Linked DNA regions of Homo sapiens: region 2 is linked to region 1. A link is an interaction called in ENCODE POLR2A ChIA-PET data of the cell type or tissue named here. Cell type or tissue: PC-9. All regions are shown on one strand. Each heading gives the region's core, and the rest is flanking DNA. Links, peaks and the distances in the headings are about the cores only.

Region 1 (10,538 bases), core at 1,607-9,606:
TAGGAAAGCAAGCAGAGTTAGCCCGTGGATGCTGGAGGTAGAGACGGCTTGTCTGAGACACCCAGCTGTTAGTCATCAGAGTGTCCGTCTCCAGCCAGCTCAAGGCAATGCTGGCCAAGGGTGCTGTGAGCAGCCAGGTGGGAATCAGTGGGCAGAGGTCTAATAAATTTTCATCAAGCACTCCAAGGCTTTGATCCACAGTGAGGAAGGGGATGGTGATGGCAATTTATTATAGTATGTCACTAGTGATGTAAATAACCAACTAGAAGGAGAAGGGAGGAAAAACAGGAGAAATTCACTATGTTTAGAGTTTTATAGTTTTTTGTTTGGTTGGTTTACACATAGTCATGGATCAAAGGGGAAAAAATTAAGGAGTGTTGACTAAATTATGTGAACTGTCAAGAAGTAAATGCTGCATGAAAGCAGATTCACTTGAAAGGAATAGCAGAGGCTCTCATAAGCCACAAATGCCAAAAACAGAACAACTGTGAGTGCTAGATTCTTAGTACCTATTATATTGTTCTTTATGGATGGCTACTATTGTGTAGTAGTTATAAATCCATCAGAAAAAGAGTATATTCAGAGATGAAATTGAACTGTCCACAGAAAGCAAAATAACTCAGCAGTTATTTTAATCTTGGAAGTATTTGAAAGCATTTAAAGCTGTTTTGCAAACATGACATTATGAGCATCCTTTGGCAGAGTAATTAAATAATCTGCTAGAAAGGAACAAAAACGTAGACTCTTGACGACAATGAAAATGTATAATATCATCTGCTTTTTAGATGTCATGGCATAAGTAACAGGAGGCTTTATATTTTCACCTCAGAGAGGAAAAACAAATTGCTTTGTGAGAGGAAAAACAAATTGCTTTGTGATTCCACTATAAAATGATCTAGACTTCAGCCAAGTTTGCTTGAAAACAAAAACTTCAGGACCATTTCTGATTGAATGCAGTGGGCATAGCGTAGCTACTCAGAACATTTTGCATTCTTTTTTTTCTTTAGGGCAGTAGCATATATTTACATATTACAGTGATATTCTGTCCTCAGTGGAATAAAAGACCACCGTAGTTTACTAAACATGTAGACACAAGTTCAAGGACTGACACGTAGACAACAAAACCCTTCCTCACCTTTGGATTCAGAACTCTATGTCATCAAAATCTCTGTGTATAAATCTGTGTTTGTGATTGAGGTTACAGCTACAACATAAGACAGAAGCCACCTTTGGAGCCCCTCAGTGGCCTAGAATAATTGCTCCCACTTATGGTCCTTCTGCAGTCACTAGGGAGATTTAAAACCACAAATCCCTACCCCAACATCTGACAGTTCTGCTCTATTAGGGATGACATGCAGCCCAGAAATCTATTTTTGGAAGCCACTCACAACCCTGTGAATACTGAGTACTCCAAAACTTCAAGGAAAATCAGTTGGTCATTGGGGGAATCATGGAGACTCTCGGATGTTTTTTCCAGGAGAATTTCAGTTAAAACAAAGGCTGTTTTATCCCCAGCCTTTGTCAGCTGGTGCTAAATATGAGACACTACAAGATTTCAAAGTGCCTTCAGATTGCGTATTAGATAGATCTTCTTTAGGTTAATTCTTCAAAAATTACATATCTTTATTTGGTGTGTGTGGTAACCAGAACATTTAATTTCCCTTTTAAACTAAACAAATTTACTACAGATTTAAACATATCTCCTGGATATCCAAATACAGATGTTCCTGGATTTATAATGAAGTTATGTCCTGATAAACCCATCATAAGTTAAAAATACATTAAGTTAAAAAGGCTTTTAATACACCTAACCTACCAAACAAACATCATAGCTTAGCCTAGCTGGCCTTAAACATCCTCAAAACACTTATATTAGCCTTTATTCTAGTAAAATCAACTCACACAAACCCTATTTTATAGTAGAGGATTAAATAATTTATTGACTACTGTACTGAAAGTGAAAAACAAAATGGTTGTATGTACTCAAAGTACTGTTTCTATTGAATGTGTATTACTTTTGCGCCATCATAAAGTCAAAAAATTGTAAGTCAAATTATCATAAATCATTCTGTCTGCAGGATGAAGACTTCACCTGGGAGATTTTAGAAGGCAGCCATGGTTGTCAATATTCTGTGAATTGGCCCAGAATTCTAGATCACTCATGAACTCTCAGAAATAAGTTGCTTTCAAGAAAGACCTGTCATTTCCAGACCAGTGCTTCTTAAACTTAAAGTGCATACAAATCCCATAGGTCTGGGGTGGAGTCTAGGATTCTGCCTAACAAGTGCCCAGGCAATGCCGATGCAGCTGGTTCTGAGAACTCCCAGCAAGGGCATGGTGATGAACCACAACCCTTGATATGTGTTGCTTGCTGGTCTGGAGAAAATCAACCGTAAAAAACGGACAGGTGTAACTTGACCTGGGTGTGGGAAGTGATAGTAACTTTGAGAGAAGGGGAGGAGGAAGAACTGAAAAGATCTGATTTTAGGGACACACAAGGCCTGGGTTAAGAAGAGGTGCAGAGGACCCTGCTGGCCCACACCAAGGTCAGGAATCGGGAGGTGCTACACAGAAGCTCAGGGGGATGATCAGCAGAGCTTTTCCTAGTCCAGGGAATTGGTGCTGGGCATGGCTTGCCCCGCTGGGCTTCCCTGGACATCTTACAGGCTAGCTGTCATAATGCCGCATAAAGCCAACACCCACACTCAATTCTGCTTGAAATCACGGCTTCTGGATTTACTTTCTTTTCTAACAGTGTGTCCAACAGCGGTGTGCTTAAACCCCGGCCCTGAAACAAGATTTTTTTAAAAAAAAATTTTTTTACTTCAGTATCCCCAGAGGTACCAAAGTGAGTTCTCGATCACTTTTCCAAAGATCCTAGATAGAAGAACTGTTTTCCTGTGGGTCTTGTGATAGTTTTAAGATGATAATGCATAGTGGGGAGGTGTCAAGGATTATTTCTCGAACTCCGAAATGTATTACCAGTCACACCGTAGCAGATGACAGCGTTCCGGAAAGGGTGTGGCTTAGAGAAATAGAAATTAGGCAAGGGGTTTCCTGCAAAGCCAAATGATCCAATTTTTTTTTTCTGTCCCTTGGAAGGCCAGTGAGTCTCCAAAATAGAAATGAAGCTCCCTAGGGCTGGCTTCAGTCATACTCCTGGATTGCTAACTGCTGACATGTGTTTTTAGGAAGATCGTTGCTAGTGGAAACAGCTTCAGGCAAGTGGCAGCACCCAAGATTCTCATGTGACCCCTGCACAATTTCTGGAGGAACATGACTTTACCAAAAACAATAAATGAAATCTCACATCCATATGTTTCAGTCAAGTTCAAGGGACTATTTTGTTGGCCTGAGACCCAGACTGAAATAAAATTTTTTTTAAGATTTGGTCAACATTATAAAATGAAAAAAGTAGATAATAGCTGCTCAAATTGGGCACCCACCTACAAAACAAATAATCTACCACTAAAGTCACAGTTTGTATTTCAGGTTACTTGATTTTTCAGTAAAATGTGTCAACAAGCATATTCTTCAAAATAGGAAGCCAAATGGCAAATGGTTGGATAACCGGAAAATTAAGGGATTGGTCTGCAAGCAAGCGAAGGCCATTAAAACCTTATGCGCTGTAGACACAGCCTTTGAGCCACACTTTTTCTTGCACTGGACTCATGCATAGAACAATTTGAAATACAGAGACTACAGATATGCATCTAACAGCACACTGGGCACATGTATTATGTTCCTTGTTGCTAAAGGGTTCGGCAAGATGTAGTTCCTTTTGTAGTAGTGTTCAGAGGGAGGTAAATAATGTCAGACCACTGGGCTCTGCACAGTGGGGCAATAACTTTCATGCTAAGCCCATCTGTAGAGGATATGTTTCCATAGTTCCTGTGAAACTTAGGTGGAATTTGAATGGCTGTTGAAGGACACGCCAAGGAGGGAAGTGTGGTACAAAATAATTTCCTATCAACATTGCTTTGTGTCATAGGAATCAAAGAAAGTATGAAAATCAGGAGACAGACTTAAACCCACAAGGCTTTATTCCCAGCTGAAATCTGGGTTTACCTTGACAGAATAAGGTGATGAGAAGCATCAGGATGTTGAAAACTGGGCCCCCAGATATCTCTGTGGAATGCATTAACTTTCAGCTAATGCTCTAGAGAAAGAGCTTTGTAGCTCACCCCAAATGACAATTAGCATCACTCATCAAAGAAAGCACAGGCATGCTCACTTTATGGGAAAGCAGCGAATGCTCATGAGAGGGAGATGACTGACTTGAGTACCCCTGGAAAGAAATTAGCCCACACAGTGTTTATGAAACACTTGATTTACACCCTCGTGGCACTAACTTGGCATCATATCGAGGGGAAGGATTGGCTTCCTAATTTGAGATCATCTGTGGAGGAAGTAATGAAGTGGGCCCGAGGTGTCGGGGAAGAGGGAGCACGTTATTTCAGACGGAAATGATCGCATTCCTTTCTCACATCTCCCCGGATCAGTCTGTGAGAGACCCGCATCTGGGCCTCATTAGCCATCCAGTGCGCGGCCTCCAGCTAGCAGCGGAGGCGTCTACACTACCCTCCTTTCCTCTGCATTGTTTCCCACGACCCTGAGCCTTATCACAACCTGGGTGTGGCCACCAGGGAAATGCTATTTGGCTCCTTACAGAACAGGATGGATTCCCTGTTCTGTCTGCATAGGCCAGGCAGTCCGGATGTAGGGGATGTGAACATCTGTGTTTTAATAGGGGTTCACTTGAGACAGTCCCCTTCTATTCTGGGAAAATTCAGAACTGTATCTGAGGATGTTGCCTCCAGTTATGCTCAGAACCCTGCTGTATTCCGGGTTCTTGTCAGGTTGGCCTAGGAAGGGCAGGCAGGTGAGGCAGGAACGCATCGATGTGACAGAATTTGTTTCGTCATGAAAAAGAAGCCTCTCTGGATTAAGCCAGAGGAGGTTTGTGCCCCATAAATTACCACTCAAGGCTGATCACGCTTGAGGTCATGTGACCAAATAGCGCCTCATCTTACTTCACTCCCAGCACCCCTTGCCCCATGCAAAGGCCAAGGCTTATGTTTCAGACCTGCCTCCTGCCCTGCTGCCTTTGCAGTTTGTCACAGCAGAGAGCCAAAAAGGCACTTATTGTTGATTGTTCCTTATAATTAGAGTGCCACATAACGGTGTGGGGAACATTTTCAGGCCGGTATCACCCTGTCCTTTTCTACTAAAAGCATTGTGGAGGTAATTAAAACGTATTGTGGTGTCCCCTCTGTTTTGAGAAGTGGGTGTTTTGGCTCTCAACTCAGGCCTGGGCTCTGAAACTTACAAGTTGTGGATGTTGCACAAGTCGTTTAACCTTTCTTCTCTTCTTTCCTCATCTCCAGAGGGAATATGCTAAGAGTAGCCACCTCATAGGGATGCTGTGTGGATTAAACAAAGTGAAGCACTCCCCATGGTGACTGGCACGTAGTAAATGCTCAGTTAAATAAATGCTACTCCATTTGCTATTACCAAGGCAGGTTGCAAAATGTTTGACTCAGGTAACCCTTTGAGAAGAGAGTCGTCTTTGCTTTTGAATTCTTTAAGACATTTGTACCTACAAAGGGGAGACTGCACTAAATGATCTGGGTAGGGTAGCTTTCAGCTCTGCTGTGTTCTCATCAGTTCTGACCACAGGGGTGAAGGAGGAAGGCTGCGCATAAGACATTGTGCAAGGTGCATGCAAGAGCTCCATAAATGGTACTTCTAGCTGTTGTTATCTGTTATCTTGATCATTAGGAAAGGAAAAGGCAAATGGGAAGAAAGTAAACAGATGCTCAGCACCTTCTATGTGATAGCACTCTGCTAGGTGTTTCTACATTTGTTACCTTCCATTCCCCTCACTCACCCAGCCCCCAGTGAGGTGAAATGGTGTTGCCTCCATTTTTCTGATGAAGTGATTTATTCAACGTCACACAGCAAATAAGTGAGCTGAAATTTGAACTCGGATCTGATTCCAGATTCCCGGAAAAACTGTAGAAATATGCAGTTCCTTGCCTGTCCCCTCCCCCTTACCCCACTTTCCAGCAGCTTCCCTCCTGTGGGCCGTGCTGAAGCTGGCATAAATTTCAAAACAGCTCATTCTTCCTGCTGGACAGGCCACAAGTAAGATGCATCATAATTAGCTGTGTCTGATTGCCCTCCTGTTGTCCTAAGCTGTAGCCCCTAATTGTATGGTGGTGAGGGTTTTGCTACGGCTAGTTTTATCATTTTGACAGTTTGCTAATAAAAGGTCATCACAGGTACAGAAGCACTCTGATTTACATATGGCAAGTAAAAGGGCTTATGGGAAGTCAGCATCCAAGGTAGGCCTGTGCATTTGTTGCTATTGACACCCATGCTGAGATTCCATAATTGACAAGAAATGCTATTATTAAGCAGGTCTGTTGAGATAATTAGCACTCAGGGTTGCATTTTTAATCGGACTTGAGTCAGATAATTTATCACAGCAGTAGCAAGCTGTCAGGGTCACACAATAAATACTCATTAAGGCTGAATAAAGATTAACTGCAGGCTGAAAGAAAATTAGGCGAAGTAGTAACATTTGATTTTAATATTTACAGTGCTAATTTGCACTGATATTGGCAAAAAGATCACATCCCCAAATTGAGCTCATTTATGAAGGAAAAAGGGAAGGGATGCTATGTTGAGATGCCTGAGTGGGAATCTTTTTAAAGCTTGAAATCTTATTCCTAATTGATTGCCAAAAATATTAATTTCGAAAGGCTCATTTGGTGCAGCTATTCTAGGAGCTTTGGTATCTCTGCATTAGTAAAATGACAACTCCAAACAGAAATTGTGCATCTTGAAGGCGTGCCTAATTTGTTAACATTAGTCAGATACTGCACTTTTAATTTAATGCAACTCACTTGTCTTTGTTCATACATGGGCAGTTTATGGCACTTCAAGTTAATTAAAAACACCTACCATTAAAACATGCAACATCTTTAAAGGAAAAAGGAAGTCATTTCAGGCCACTATATTACCAGGCCAAGACATTTATGTACTTGCTTATAATTTACAGTATACTAAAGATAGGGAACCAAGTGAGAACATTAGTATTTATGAATACAGTAAATTTTGTTGACAAAACCAGTGTAAAAGTTCAGATACAGAATCCACAGTAAATGTGCAGTTTGTTTATTGGACTGAGAGGCTTAGATTTTAATGGAAAATTAATTTTAAGGGCTGCTGCGCTGGTGTAAACCCCTTCTGATCGGAGACCCAAGACCCAGGCCGCCTCCACCCAAGTACGCCACCCACCCAAGATGCAGCAGTCAGTCGTTCTCGTGGACTGGTTGGCATCTCAGTGCTGTCATCAGACTTGAGGGATTTCAGCCAAATCAGCAGCATCATCAGAGAGCTTTTGTTCAATGCCTAATTGTGCCTGTAGTCGTTCTCTGTGAAACCATGCGGGCTGACTGCTGAGACGGCATCTGGGCATGTGTGTGTGCTGTGTATTGGAAATGCAGGCTGTAGAATAAGATGCATTACACTGAGGCAGAAGGACTGTGAGGTGAGTCTGGGTCACAGGGTGCATGAAGGAGCTAGAGTCAGGAGGAGCCAGGGTAAGGCTGATCACGGGGGGTGGCGGGGAGAGCACCCCCCACCACCACACCGCCGTGACCCGGCCCTGTGAAAGATAGGAGAGCAGAAAGGTGTCACCTTCTTCACCAGCCTTTCCAAGAAACTTATCTCAAAACTAAACATGAAGAGGCCTTTGTGTTCCAGGCTCACTGAGAATGGTACCGGGGGCATGCTCAGGGCTGGCGCAGCACTCTGTAGGGAGCAGGTGAGAGGAGGGCAGCAGGCAGGAGCCGGGTTTCTTCTTCCCAGAAGACAGGGAGCTGCTCACTGCTGTGCCGGGGCTCCTGGCCAACACCTGCAGTCTGGCCCTGCTGCCTGCCTCAGTCCTCAGAACCCTCCTCACTGGCCACGGCAGCCGTGGAATGGTTTTCAACCACTGTTAGCAAGCGGCAGGGTCACTTACATGCAAAGAGGAAAGCAGAGCCCCAGATTCCAATGTGTTCATCCCAATAAACATCATGTGTAGACCCCGTGATGAGAACCGAGGAGTGAAAACCATCTGAATTCTGAAGGGGTTTCTCATGAAGTGGAGAGACAGACCATGAGTGAGTGTGTTATAAAACCAGTCTCCCTATTGCGAGTGCCCAAGAAAAGCAACACATTAGGGTTGCTGATGGCAAGGTCGCATTTGGCTTGTGGCCTTACATACAGGGTCTTCCCCCTCTAGGAGGCCACAGCCATTTCTTCCCTACACTGGCTCATTGCTGAAGTTGCCATCCAAGGGGCATGGAGAAGGAAAAAAGCCTGAGGCCATGGATAACTGGCAGGTGGGACAGGGCACAGGGGCCATCTCACCCCAGGGACACACAGCTCATCCCCTTCTCTCCAGATCCAGGGGCCTCTAAAACTGGCTTGGGGCCCTCAGAGTATTGGGGGTATGGCAGGACCTGGGAACCACACCCTGCAAAGGAAGCAAGGCCTCCCTCCTGTCCTGTTGCCTCCCCTGCCACAGTGCTGCTTCTCAGCCTGCTACTCAGTCCTTCCCACCCCCAGCTGTGATTTCCACCTATTTTAGCTTAGCTGACTATCAGTTCATCTTTGCTGAGCTGTGAGATAACTAAAGGTTTTTTCTCCCAGGAGTTTTGATATTTTAAGCAGAGAATTCCTGATAACAAAACCATTCCTAAAGCTCCAAGTAATGAGCCTCTAACCATATCATTTTGAAGCAGGAAGGTTTGCTCTGTGCTCCGTAGACCTCATGGCCAGCTGCTACTTGGCTCTGCAACACAAGGTGTTTTAGAGAAATGGCCCAAGCTTCAGATTTCTTGCTAAACAGTGATGGTGGCAAAAGCGGCATCAGTCATGGAAACAAGTGAGAGCCATTCTCCCTGAAGGGGGCAGAAATCAGTATTTTCAGTTCTTTAAAACAGAATCATTATGGCCAGCCATGGTGGCTCACATTTGTAATTCCAGCACTTTGGGAGACCAAGGTGGGTAGATGGCTTGAACTCAGGAGTTTGAGACCAGCCTGGGCAACATGGCAAAACTCCATTTCTACAAAAAAAAAAAAAAAATAGCTATTCAGGAGGCTGAGGTGGGACAATTGCTTGAGCCTGGGAGGTGGAGGTTGCAGTGAGCCATAATCATGCCACTGCACTCCAGCCTGGGCAACAGAGCCAGACCGTATCTCAAAAAATCATTAAAAGCAACCAACCAACTATTAACAATAATGGCTGCTACTTACTGAATAGCTATTACCAGGCACCATTTGAAGCACTTTGCATTGTATTCATTCAATCCTCACAACTGTATTATTCCCATTTCACACATGAGGTAACTGAGGCACAGAGATAAGTACCTTGCCCAAGGCTGTAGCACCAGTGAGGTGTGAAGCTGAGTTTAATATGCCCTGGACCTCCATGAAATCGCTACAGGACAAAGAGCTAGTCAATAGATGAATGGGCCAGGACAGAGAAACAGATTTTCAGAGGATTGTAACATAGACACAGATGCTTTGGTGTTTTGTTTTTGTTGTTTTGTTTTTCCCAGGGAAGAGGTAATGTTGGAAAGTTAAGAACAAAACAAACCATGCTCCTGGATACAATATAACCTAAGGATTCTAAAGAGAAGAGGACATAAAATAGCGGGGCTCATTTGAGGATGGATGTTACCATTCATTTCAATAGATAATCATGAAACTTGGAAGAACCTTTCAAACATAGAGATTGGGTCAGGTTGTGAAATTGTTAAGAATTTGACCATGAAAGTGTTTGTGATAGAAAAAGAAAAATGGAAGTAACCAAAATATTCTTCAGTTTGAGATTGGTTCAGTAAATTGAGTGTATCCATCCTGTTTAAAACCATGAGGTAGATCTATATGTACTGACCTGAAAAGATGTCCAAGATCTATTGCTAAGTTTAAGAAGAAAAAAAAGTTGCTAAAGAAAATGCACCAAAAAATGCAATCCGGAGTATTTCCCAATAACTGACAGTGGCTGTTGGGATAGGACTGTAAGAATTTCCCTTTTTTACAGTATCAGTAATCCTGTGATGTTTGCATTTTTATGGAAAGGTATGTTGCTTTTGAATTCCAAAGAAAGAGATAGAAAACAGGTTTAAATGGATAGTTCTATTGACTCAGGTATAAGATTTCCTAATGGAATATAAAGCTTTTTCATAGCATATTGATTCTGTTGTTATACATCCATCCATAAAACCAAGAGGGAACACTGATTGCTTAATTTTTTTTCTTGTTTATAAGCAGTAAACCTATTCTACAGGTTTTTGAGTGTTTTTGAGTCAATAATTATTTATTTTTCAATTAGCACATATGCTCTTAAAGGAGAGGATCATATTTTGGTTATCTATAAGCAAACCAGAATAAGAGGATGTCATGGGAACATCCTAAAGGCAAAAGTTCAACAATACTAATGGCAACCGCCTCTATTGAGTGATTGCTATGTACTTCA
Region 2 (10,538 bases), core at 1,506-9,505, 53 kb after region 1:
GGGAATGTGTCCACTCCCCCACGCCACAGCAGTGGAAGCCTTACTCCCCCCGTGACCCCACCCATCACCCCCTCCTCTTCATTCCGCAGCAGCACTCCGACAGGTGAGTGGCCTGGCCCTACCGCCTTGAGAAGGAGGAGAGGGGAGAAAGAGAAAGTGTGTGTGATGTGCTGGGGGCAGAAAGGGGCTGGGGACAGATGACGACACAGACCCACCACATCGTTGATCCTTTCACTAGTCTACATATTGATAAATTCTTTAATTTATTATTGAAGAAATATTTATAGATTATTGTTAATATGCATGTGATAATGGTTTTGTAGATTTTTTGTCAATATATTTCCCATTTTTACCATGCATACCCATCTACACAACATTTTTAATGGGCTCTGTAATACATATTTCATCACCCGATTTACAACTAAATATATTATGAACGTTTTCTCTTGTAAAACAGTTAAAATAATTGTATCCTTTAGAGAAAACATAATTTATTAAGCAGTCTTGGAGAAATTTAGATATAATTTTTCTTCCAAGGAGACTTCATTGTTTTTACAACACCTTGAGAAGAAGGGGGAGTCCTTGTCTTCTCCAGCTTTTTCTATAGATAGTGGAAACTTGCCCTTCAATTTAGCTTTTTCATTTGCTTCTTTATACCCACCTATTCACCAATCAAGTAATCCATTTTATTTTTCCCAGTCCATCTCTCCTATTTGCCTTCTCTTTCCCGTCAGTCTCCCTGACACACATGTGGATGTGCACTACTCCAGCACTCTCATCTGCTCTCCTCCAGGTCCTCGCCTTAAAGAGGCTTCTGTCCTTTTAAGGGTACCATCTTCATTGATTTGGATCAACTCTGCTCAAAACTTTATCCTCAGTTCCACATTAGGATTAGCCTATAATAATCTGAAGACAAAGTTCAGTTGTTTAAAAGAAAATATTAGTAAGAAAACCTTGGTAGACTTACATGTCTCAAGAAACTAGAACTTCAGCTGGGTGCTGTGGCTCACATGTATAATCACAGCACTTTGGGAGGCTGAGGCAGGAGGATCACCTGAGGCCAGGATTTCAAGACCAGCCTGGGCGAAATGGCATTTTGAATGCCTCACAAGTGCCAGAAACTGAGCTACTGAGGTGAGCAGAGAGAGGCCCCCTGCCCTGACCTCAGGAGCTTACACCTGTTGGAGGATATTGGCATTCTAGGGGCCAAACAAGATCACTCTTGTCTTCCTCTCCCAAGTGTGGAAATGATTAAAAAGTAAAATAGCAGTCATAGACGAAGAACAAAATATCAACTGTATTATTACATAAAGCTAAACCACAGAATGGAGCTTGGATCTGTAACAATTGGGCTTCCTAGTATGTCTTCCCAGAATTCAATTTATTTCCCAAAGTGCACTTCTCAGCTTACCCCAGGGTGGTAGCTGACCAGAGCGCACTCTGGACCCTGAGCAGAGCGTGCCCAGCCCTTCTTCCCTAGTTCATGCTTCATTAAGTCACTGTTCCTCCTTGGGCAGGAGTGAATAGAGATGGTGGAAGAGGTCCGCATGTTTGTGCTGTCTGAGAAACAGAGAAATAGCTCTCTTCCCCCAGTGGGAGTATAGACCGTCACTAATCAAATCAATACGCAAATAAATATAACCCTGTAATCATGACAAGTGCTATATAGAATTCTGTGATAGGAGGGCATCCGGAGAGAAGTTTGACCCAGTCAGGAAAGGCTTCCTTTGAAAGATAAATAGGAGTCAACTAAGTAAAGAGGAAAGGGGGAGCAATGTCACAAAGGGAACATTCTGCAAAGGCTCCATGGAGGGGGACAGCCTGGCAGGTCCCCATTACTGAAAGGCCAGGTGGCCCGAGTGTAAGATGAGACTGAGGAGGTAGGCGGGGACTAGGGCACTGGGGGTCTTATTCAAAATTTTGGTTGAATCGAAGAGCAAAGAGAACCCACTTGTAACCACACCATCATCTCCTTAGCCATGATTAAAATTATCTTCTCTGACAGTTTACGTATTTCTCTGTCATCCATTTTCCATTGTGCAAAGTGTGTTTCAGAATACTAACTTCACAAAATACTAGTTGGGGAAAAGGGATTTCCTAGTAAGTTTGGGGAGATGATGAGTTAGACAAAGTTAAATGGATTTCTTTAATTCGGGGCTTTAATATGCACTGTTAGTCTCCAAGGGGAGGATTTAGTAAATTTCCCAAACTTAGTTGCTCTGATTAGGGGACCTCTTTCTTTATGGGGCATCTCAGGGGACTCATGGTTGACAGACACCGTGTGTTCAATCAGGATTGAACATTTTGAAGACAGATTAGGTATGGGAGATAAACCAGAGTTGCTGCCTTAACTTCTTTCTTTACAAATGGTGTCACCTTGGGCAAGTCACTAATACCCATTATATAGATTTTTTGTCAAAGTTAAATGTGATAGCACATGTATAACACAGTGCTCAATAAATGTTCATTTCTTTCATCTGGGGTTTTCAACTTTGTATTTTAGGAACAGAATCAAGGTCATGCTTCTAGAGGACAAACCAGTTCATTTGTGTTAGGCATTTGTCCATTTCCTTGAATAGACCACCATGTTTCCCTTATATTTTATTTTGTGAAGATTGACTTTCCAGGATCTTTTTGTAACATTTATGTTGTAAATCTAAGGAATGAAAGAGAGTGTAGTGTAATTCCGCAATCCTCTTTTCTGGGTATTGCTATGATACTTATTCACATATAATATGAATTATGGGAACAGTTTCCCATTGGCTGTGTTTTATACCTGAAGTAATATGGACTGACTCATGTCCAACCCCAGATAACTGTGACTGCCCCAATTAGTGACGGGTGCCTAGGACCCCATGAAAATAAAGACAGTTTAAAAGTGAGAGTTTATTATTTTTCATGTAAGAATGTTTGGAAGAAATGGAATCATTTCCCTTCCTTCAGACATAAAGAAATCTTTCTGACACCTTGCCTATTTTAGCAATTTCCCATTGAGAGAATTAATTTATGTTGTGGTAAAGATGTATCATTTTCAGTCTGTCAAGATTATTGGTAAGTTATTTGCTGCTGTAAGAACATTCCATGTAAACATCAAAAATTAGCAGGGGAAATGGTTTCTTAAACCCCTACCACGTACAATTTTGATTGTGTACATTTTTCAATGTTTGGAATGTTATTTTACCTGTAGTTAGAGAGATCAGCTTATTTTGCCTGACTAATGTGGTTTCAGTCACTTTCATTGCCAGGTTATAAAATTCCACATTTCTACCCCTTAAATTCACTCTTGCAAGTTCTATATTCATGGTGCATTCCCACTTCAGAAGTAATAGTCATCTTGTAGGAACTTCATTTATAAAATGTTCTTTAAGGTATACTTTCTTGACAATACTGAATTAGAGCTCAGCTTTATCCTAAAGTTTCGAGTATTTCTTAGGTATAGTTGGAATCAATGTTTGTTTTGCAATTTTTTTTCTTTTCTGTTTGAAACAGGGTCTTACTGTATCACTCTATCACCTAGGCTGGAGTGCAGTGATGCTATCATAGCTCACTGCAGCCTCAAACTCCTGGGCTCAGCCTCCTGTGTAGCTCACGTCAGCCTCCTGTGTAGCTGGGACTACAGGCACATGCCACAATGCCCACTTAATTTTTTGACTTTTTTTGTAGAGATGAGGTCTTGCTATGTTGCCCAGGCTGGTCTTGAACTCTTGGCCTCAAGCAATCCTCCTGCCTCTGCCTCCCAAAACTCTGTGATTACAGGCAGGGGCCACCATATATGGCCTGTTTTGCCATTTTTACATCCTAGAAGAATCTTTTTCTCTCATTGTTTTCCTTTCCTATCCTTGTCTTTTTTTCTTTTAATATATAGAAAAAGTATTCATTTAAGAAAAGCTTAGAATAGTTTAAATCATAGATCAGCAAACTTTTTCTATAAAGGTCCATATAGTAAATATGCTTTGCAGGCCACAGGGTCTCTGTTTCAGCTACTCAACTTTGCCATTGTAATGTGCAAGCAGCTATAGAACCACCTAAATTAATGGGCATGTTGTGTTTTATTAAAAGTTTTTCTAAAACTTTATGTACAAAAACAGGCCAGAGTTGGCCCATAGGCCACAGTTTTCCAACCCCTGGTTTACATAATAGAGAAATGGAATTGAAAAATAAATGTGATTAAATTATCTGAAAATAAAGTGTTAAGATAATTCATACCCTTCTCCTTTTAAAAGTAGTAACATGGGCCAGGCACGGTCGCTCACGCCTGTAATCCCAGCACTTTGGGAGGCAGAGGCAGGCGAATCACTTGAGGTCAGGAGTTCGAGATGAGCCTGGCCAACATGGTGAAACCCCATCTCTACCAAAAATATAAAGATTTGCCAAGTGTGGTGGCTCACGCCTGTAATCCCAGCTACTTGGGAGGTTGAGGCAGGAGAATTGCTTGAACCTGGGAGGTGGAGGTTGCGGTGAGCCGAGATTGCACCACTGCACTACAGCCTGGGTGACAGAGCAAGACTTCATCTCAAAAAAAAAAAAAAAAAAAAAAAGTAGTAACATCTAAAGTACAATTACTTAGAGGGAAAGGCAAGTAGCACTTGTGGAGTGTTTGCTGTGTGTGCTTACTGTATTCTTTATGTATGACATTGTATTTAATCTTAACACCAGCCTCACTGAGACATTATTATTCCCATGTACAGATAAGAAATAGAGGCTTACTAAGGTTAACTTGACACATCCATGTCTGTCTATTCAAAGAATAAGCTCTTTCCAGTATACCCACACTTTCTATCCACATTCATTATTATTACATTAATACTTTTTTTAAACTTTATTATACCATCCACACTGTGTGTGAACTTGACACCTCCAAACTCAAAATATGTTAAGTTACTGAAACCTTGGTTTGACTTCATTCACTGTAACTTTCATTTTCACACAGCTCTACCATTCAAACAGCATGTCATAACAGAAGGACTTAACAGTTTCATTCAGCCAGGGTTTCTCTAAGGGTCAGCTGACTCCAGATAGCCGGTTGTTAAATAATCAGGTTTGCAAGCTGTTTGCTAAACTGTTACCTTGAAATCAGCCATGGTGGGAGTATTTACACCAGTGACATTGGCAAATGCTACATATCAGGACCTTCCCTGCCCCACTTTACCATTATACCACTGTTTTTTCCTTTCAGTATTTACCAGATTAATCTTACTTAGTTTGTAGGTCAAGGAATCGTGGATCCATGTGTCTGCAAATAAACCTAAAGTCAATCACCAATAAATAAATAATGACCATTTCAAGCAATGGACTGCTTTGTAGGCACTAACCACAATTATCTTGTTACACGAGAAAATCCAGTTTCAAAACTGCATAAGCAATATGATCTCAATTTTTTTTTTTTTTTTGAGAGAAAGTCTCACTCTATCACTCAGGCTGGAGTGCAGTGGTGTGATCTCAGCTCACTGCAACCTCCACCTTTCAGGTTCAAGAGATTCTCTGACCTCTGCCTCCCAAGTAGCTGGGAATACAGGTGCGCATCAACACCACCCAGCTAATTTTTGTATTTTTAGTAGAGGTGGGTTTTTGCCATATTGGCCAGGCTGGTCTTGAACTCCTGACCTCTAGTGATCCTCCTGCCTCAGCCTCCCAAGGTGCTGGGATTACAGGCGTGAGCCACCGCACCTGGCCCATGATCTCAATTTTATCTTTTATTTAAGAGAAGTTAACCATGGTTAACTACCTTAATATGATAGGAAGATGAATATTATTTTCTTCTTTTTCTTTTCCCATATTTTCTAAAATGAGTTTGTCTTTCTTTTTATAATTAAAACAACTTAGGACATATGATTGGAAGATATAGAATTACTGGCCCTAAAAAGAGTTGAATGGATCTCTTTCCATCAAATTAATTGACCTTTGACGTGGGATCATCCTATAGCAAAGGCCTTTTTGCTTTTGCATCCATCATTAGAGAGCAGGTTGTCTTGGTTATTATTGCCTACAGCTTAGTTAAGAAAGTAATTTCTCCCCCCTCCCCCCATATTTCCCCATTGAACCTCTGAAAACAGTGATTTTCGATCAGGATGAACGTTGAAATCACCTGGAAAAAATTTTAATCTACCTCTGCCTGGGCTCCACCCACAGCCACTCTGATTCAGCTGGTGGGTGGGGCTTGGGCATTGGGAGTTTTTAAAAGCTCTTTTGGGTGGGTAGTTCTACAACCAGAGTTAAGAAACCACTGTTTTAAAACATGGCCCATCTCATTGTAGTATCTATGTGCCTTCTAGCTTGAATTTTGAACATATTCCACGTTGTCTGGAGAAAGATTACTGTAATCCGTTTCCTTGACCTCCGGGATGAATCCAGTGGGACTGACAGATGCTCACTCATGTCTTAATGGAGAAGCCATGGAAAGAGCTGGCTGGGTTTCTGGTTCTAATAGCATCGCATAGTTACTCCTGGAAAATATTTGTATATATATTTTGGCGCACTCTGGGGGGGAAAATTCAAGTATTAAACCAGAGAAAGGCACCCAAGGAAATTAAACCAATTTTTAGGTTTTCTTGTTTAGATTCTTAATATAAAATTTAAGCTTCTGCATTGTTTTATTTTACTTCATATTCCTGTGTATCTTGGTATGGCCTTTTAAGAAACATTTCTTTATGGCTTTTACAATAAATTGTTCAGATTATAAAGTTATTGAAAATTTCAGGAGTTATTAATACACAGCAAATTATTTTAAATAATATAGTATTTTTCCCTTGGGGTGGACATTTCTCTGCAATACAGACTTACAGGACTGATAGAATTTTGCTTGGCATTTAGAAGCTCTATCTGAATGGAGTTGAGGTGAGCTCTTCCCTCATGCCTTTATTGTTAGAAAGCAAAATAAACTTAAATAGGCTTAGTAAGGACAAAAAATCCCAGACAGAAAAAAGATAACCAAAATAAAGTATAAACTAACATACATCTCCCACCTACGCAAAAGAAAAGAACAAAATGGAAGGAAAAATCTCAGAGAGAGAAATACTATTCTGTTTAATAGTGGAAAATGAGGGGAGAAAGGTGAAATTCTTCAGCCTGACTGAATTTTGTGATATGAATTCCTGAGGCTGTGATTTGGTTTTTCTAACAAATTCTCCCTAAAGAGTTGGATGTCTGCATGATACCTAAGCAACGTTCCCTAAAATCTTCGTATTGATCTGATTTACATTTCCCTTTTCACATAAATACCCGCTTTTGTAGCTGGAGAATGAGAAGATGTTGCTATATTCTCCGCCTGTGTTCTGTAGGTCACTGAAAGACCCTTTCCTGGCCTACAGTTTATTTGCTTGTTTATATACTACTCTGTTCTAATCCTTGTCTCTTCCTCTTCCTTTTTGATTGACTAGTAAAAACCTTTATTCCTCTGCCTGAGTGTCATGGTCGAGTCTTATGGCTAATTCTGCTTCCCCAGCATCTTCTGCAGCCACTTATTTTTAATCTCTTCTTGCTACTGAAAATGTTGGAGTGAGGATGGCAACAAGGAAATAGGATTTTATTTGTTTTTCCACAGCTATACCACTTAGAAAAAAACCTTCCCAAACAAAACATTTTTTTGACTTGAAGAAAACAATCAAATTGGCCAGGCACAGTGGTTCACGCCTGTAATCCCAGCACTTTGGGAGTCCAAGACGGACAGATCCCCTGAGGTCAGGAGTTCGAGACCAGCCTGGCAAACATGGCAAAACCCCATCTCTACTAAAAATACAAAAATTAGCCAGGCATGTTGGTGCGCACCTGTAATCCCAGCTACTTGGGAGGCTGAGGCATGAGAATCAGTTGGACCTGGGAGGCAGAGGTTGTAGTGAGCCAAGATTGCTCCACTGCACTCCAGGCTGGGTAACAGAGTGATACTTCATCTCAAATAAATAAATAAATAAATAAATACAAATCAGTGGTGATCTGTAATCATAATAGATCTTTTTCTAACCTTATAGTGCACAACAGCATTCACATTCACCATCTAATTTGATCCTTGTTAATACTTGATGGGACACAAGGCAAGTATTATTAACTTTTATTTTAAGTCCAGGGTACAAATGCAGGTTTCTTATATAGGTAAACTTGTGTCATGGGGGTTTATTGTCCAGATTATTTCATCGCCCAGGTATTAACCCTAGTACCCATTAATTATTTTTCCTGATCCTCTCCCTCCTCCCACCCTTTACCCTCCACCCTCCGAAAGGCCCCAGTATGTATAATTTCCCGTATGTGTCCATGTATTCTCATCATTTAGCTCTTTCTCATCATTTGGCTCCCACTTATAAGTAAGAACATGCAGTATTTGGTTTTCTGTTCCTGTGTTAGCTTCCTAAGGATGATGGCCTCCAGCTCCATTCAAGTCCCTGCAAAGTACATGATCTCATTCTTTTTTATGGCTGCATAGTATGCCATGGTGTATACGTACCACATTTTCTTTATCCAGTCTATCATTGATGGGCATCTGGGTTGATTCCATGTCTTTGCTATCGTGAATAGTGCTGCAATGAACATTTATCTGAGCATCTATCTTGTTATAAGGCACTGTGCCAAGTATTGGGGATACAGAAAAGCATAAGGCATAGCCTTTGTGGTTTAGAACTTACATCCCTTAATAGAAGCAGGCAACATATGCTTGTGGAACAGACAACTAATGAACATGATGTATACACACATGGGCTACATTAGCACAGATGATTAATAAGACAATATAGAGATACACATGGGGTCATTCTACGCTGTTTCAATGCAATTAAAAGATGTATATTCACACCCATAAAATGTCATAGATAATTGCAAGGCAAATGTAAGTTCCAAAGGAGTTGGAATAAGGTGAGATCATAGGGAAAGTGATTTGGGCAAACAATTTTATAGTCCATGATTATGGAATGTGTCAGGTTAGGGAATTAGTGAGCAGACCTGGATGTGTTGACTAAAGGTGGTATGCAAATCTAGAGTTTTCTGGGAGACCCTCCAGAACTCTGGGAGCACAGAAGTAAAGTGCTAAGAGTCCTTGACACCAAAGGGGTCTCGATCCAATTCTTGGTTCTGCTGCTTGAGAGACAGATGGACTTAAACCTTCTCAAGCCTCAGTTTCCTCATCTGTGTAATGGAGGCAGTGTTTACTTTACTGTGAGGATTAATAAAATAAGGATAGGGCCAGGAACAACTGCTGTGTTTACACTGATTCTACTTAAACCACCAGTTCAGAAAATAAATCAGCATAGGAATATCCCCGCTCTGCTTTCAAGATACCCTGCATTAGTAAATAAGCCCCATGTGTTCAGGAAGTGTTGACTGTCAATGGTGGAAATGGCTTATGTTGTCAGGTTAGTTAGGGCTTCTAGAAATAGCTATATAGCACATGTAAATCAAAACATTTTTTGCTCTAAGCTGAATCCAGCCTTTTTGGGCAGACAATATTTCACCAGCCCTGGCGAGGGCTGCTTGTGCATGTTTATTTTTGGTCTGCACTAACCTCAGAGAAGGCTGATTCCAGGAATGTGCATTACAGGTGGTATTTGCTAATGACTGCTCTGGACATGGATAAATTTTCAGGAAGGAGATGGGGTCATTTTCTTGTCAGAATGGATACAAACACTATATCTAAAGTGTCTGTGGGACCAAAGGAAAAAAAAAATGGAAGTTGGACTTCGGCAACACTAAAGAAGTGTGTGCTTTAAAGGACACTATCAAGAAATTGCGACAACAATCAGAATAGGTGAAAATATTTGCAAGCCATGTGTCTGATAAAGGCCTCATATCTAGAATACGTACGGAACTCCTACAATTCAACAATGAAAGGACAACCCAATTTAGAAATGGGGGGAAATGACACTGTTGTTATTAACACAGAAGCATTTAAGATTATCATTTTATAGCCAGGGGTGGCAGAAGTGAAGATGGAGCAAGTTGACCAATTTTTATATCCTGGTTGTTATTTTAGTAAAGGTAGCAATAACCCTTTTAAATGTGGAGACTCAGAGTACTAAGAAACAGAGCACTGGATGTTTCCAGCAGGTGAACACACTGGTGAAGGAGCTCTGTCCCCTTTCTTGTTGAAGGATGTGCCCACATAGGCCCAGCCATCATCACAGTTGGGAATGGGGGGACACCCCTTTGTGCTATCCAATTTGGGGTACTTTTACATTTCAGATTCCCTTTAAGGTGTGTAGAATTGAACATCCCACTGGTAATATTTAAATCAAGGTCAGGGGGCCATGTAAAGGGCATCTCAAAGTCTTTAGAACCGGGGGAGTTTTGACTATAGTGTCTCTGAAACTCCCTCCCCTCCTTCCTGTGCAGAGCAGAGAATGTCCTCAAACCTGCTCTGAGGGGAGAGGGGAGCAGATCTCATTATCCCTCCGCCCGGCAGAGAGAGTGAAACTGACAGAGGTGTGATATAGGTTCCTCGGGGCCACAGAGCTGAGTGATGTTGACCCAGCACTTCCACTCTAGGTATTTACCAAAGAGGAGTGAAAACATGTATCCACAAAAGACGGATACAAGGATGTATATAGCACCTTTATTCA

Evidence for each region. Peaks named below come from ENCODE experiments on the same cell type or tissue, not always from the same donor. Only the 100,000 strongest peaks of a DNase experiment are listed, where the experiment ranks them.
Region 2: POLR2A ChIA-PET joins it to region 1 with 12 read pairs; 4 of 35 experiments call an interaction of 5 or more read pairs at or near these places.

The regions. Positions count from the first base shown.
Region 1 is chr7:27,937,411-27,947,948 of GRCh38, reverse strand. All of the region lies in intron 2 of JAZF1 (JAZF zinc finger 1), which reads left to right. Among named protein-coding and RNA genes, the nearest start is that of TAX1BP1-AS1, 200 kb to the right of the region's middle. In PC-9, for the core only: no CTCF peak of the experiment used is centred there; no DNase peak of the experiment used is centred there.
Region 2 is chr7:27,884,785-27,895,322 of GRCh38, reverse strand. JAZF1 (JAZF zinc finger 1) reads left to right here. Exons shown (of 5, transcript NM_175061.4): 3 at 1-103. Among named protein-coding and RNA genes, the nearest start is that of TAX1BP1-AS1, 150 kb to the right of the region's middle. In PC-9, for the core only: no CTCF peak of the experiment used is centred there; a DNase peak (open chromatin) is centred at 5,322; H3K4me3 peaks cover 492 bases; H3K27ac peaks cover 1,167 bases.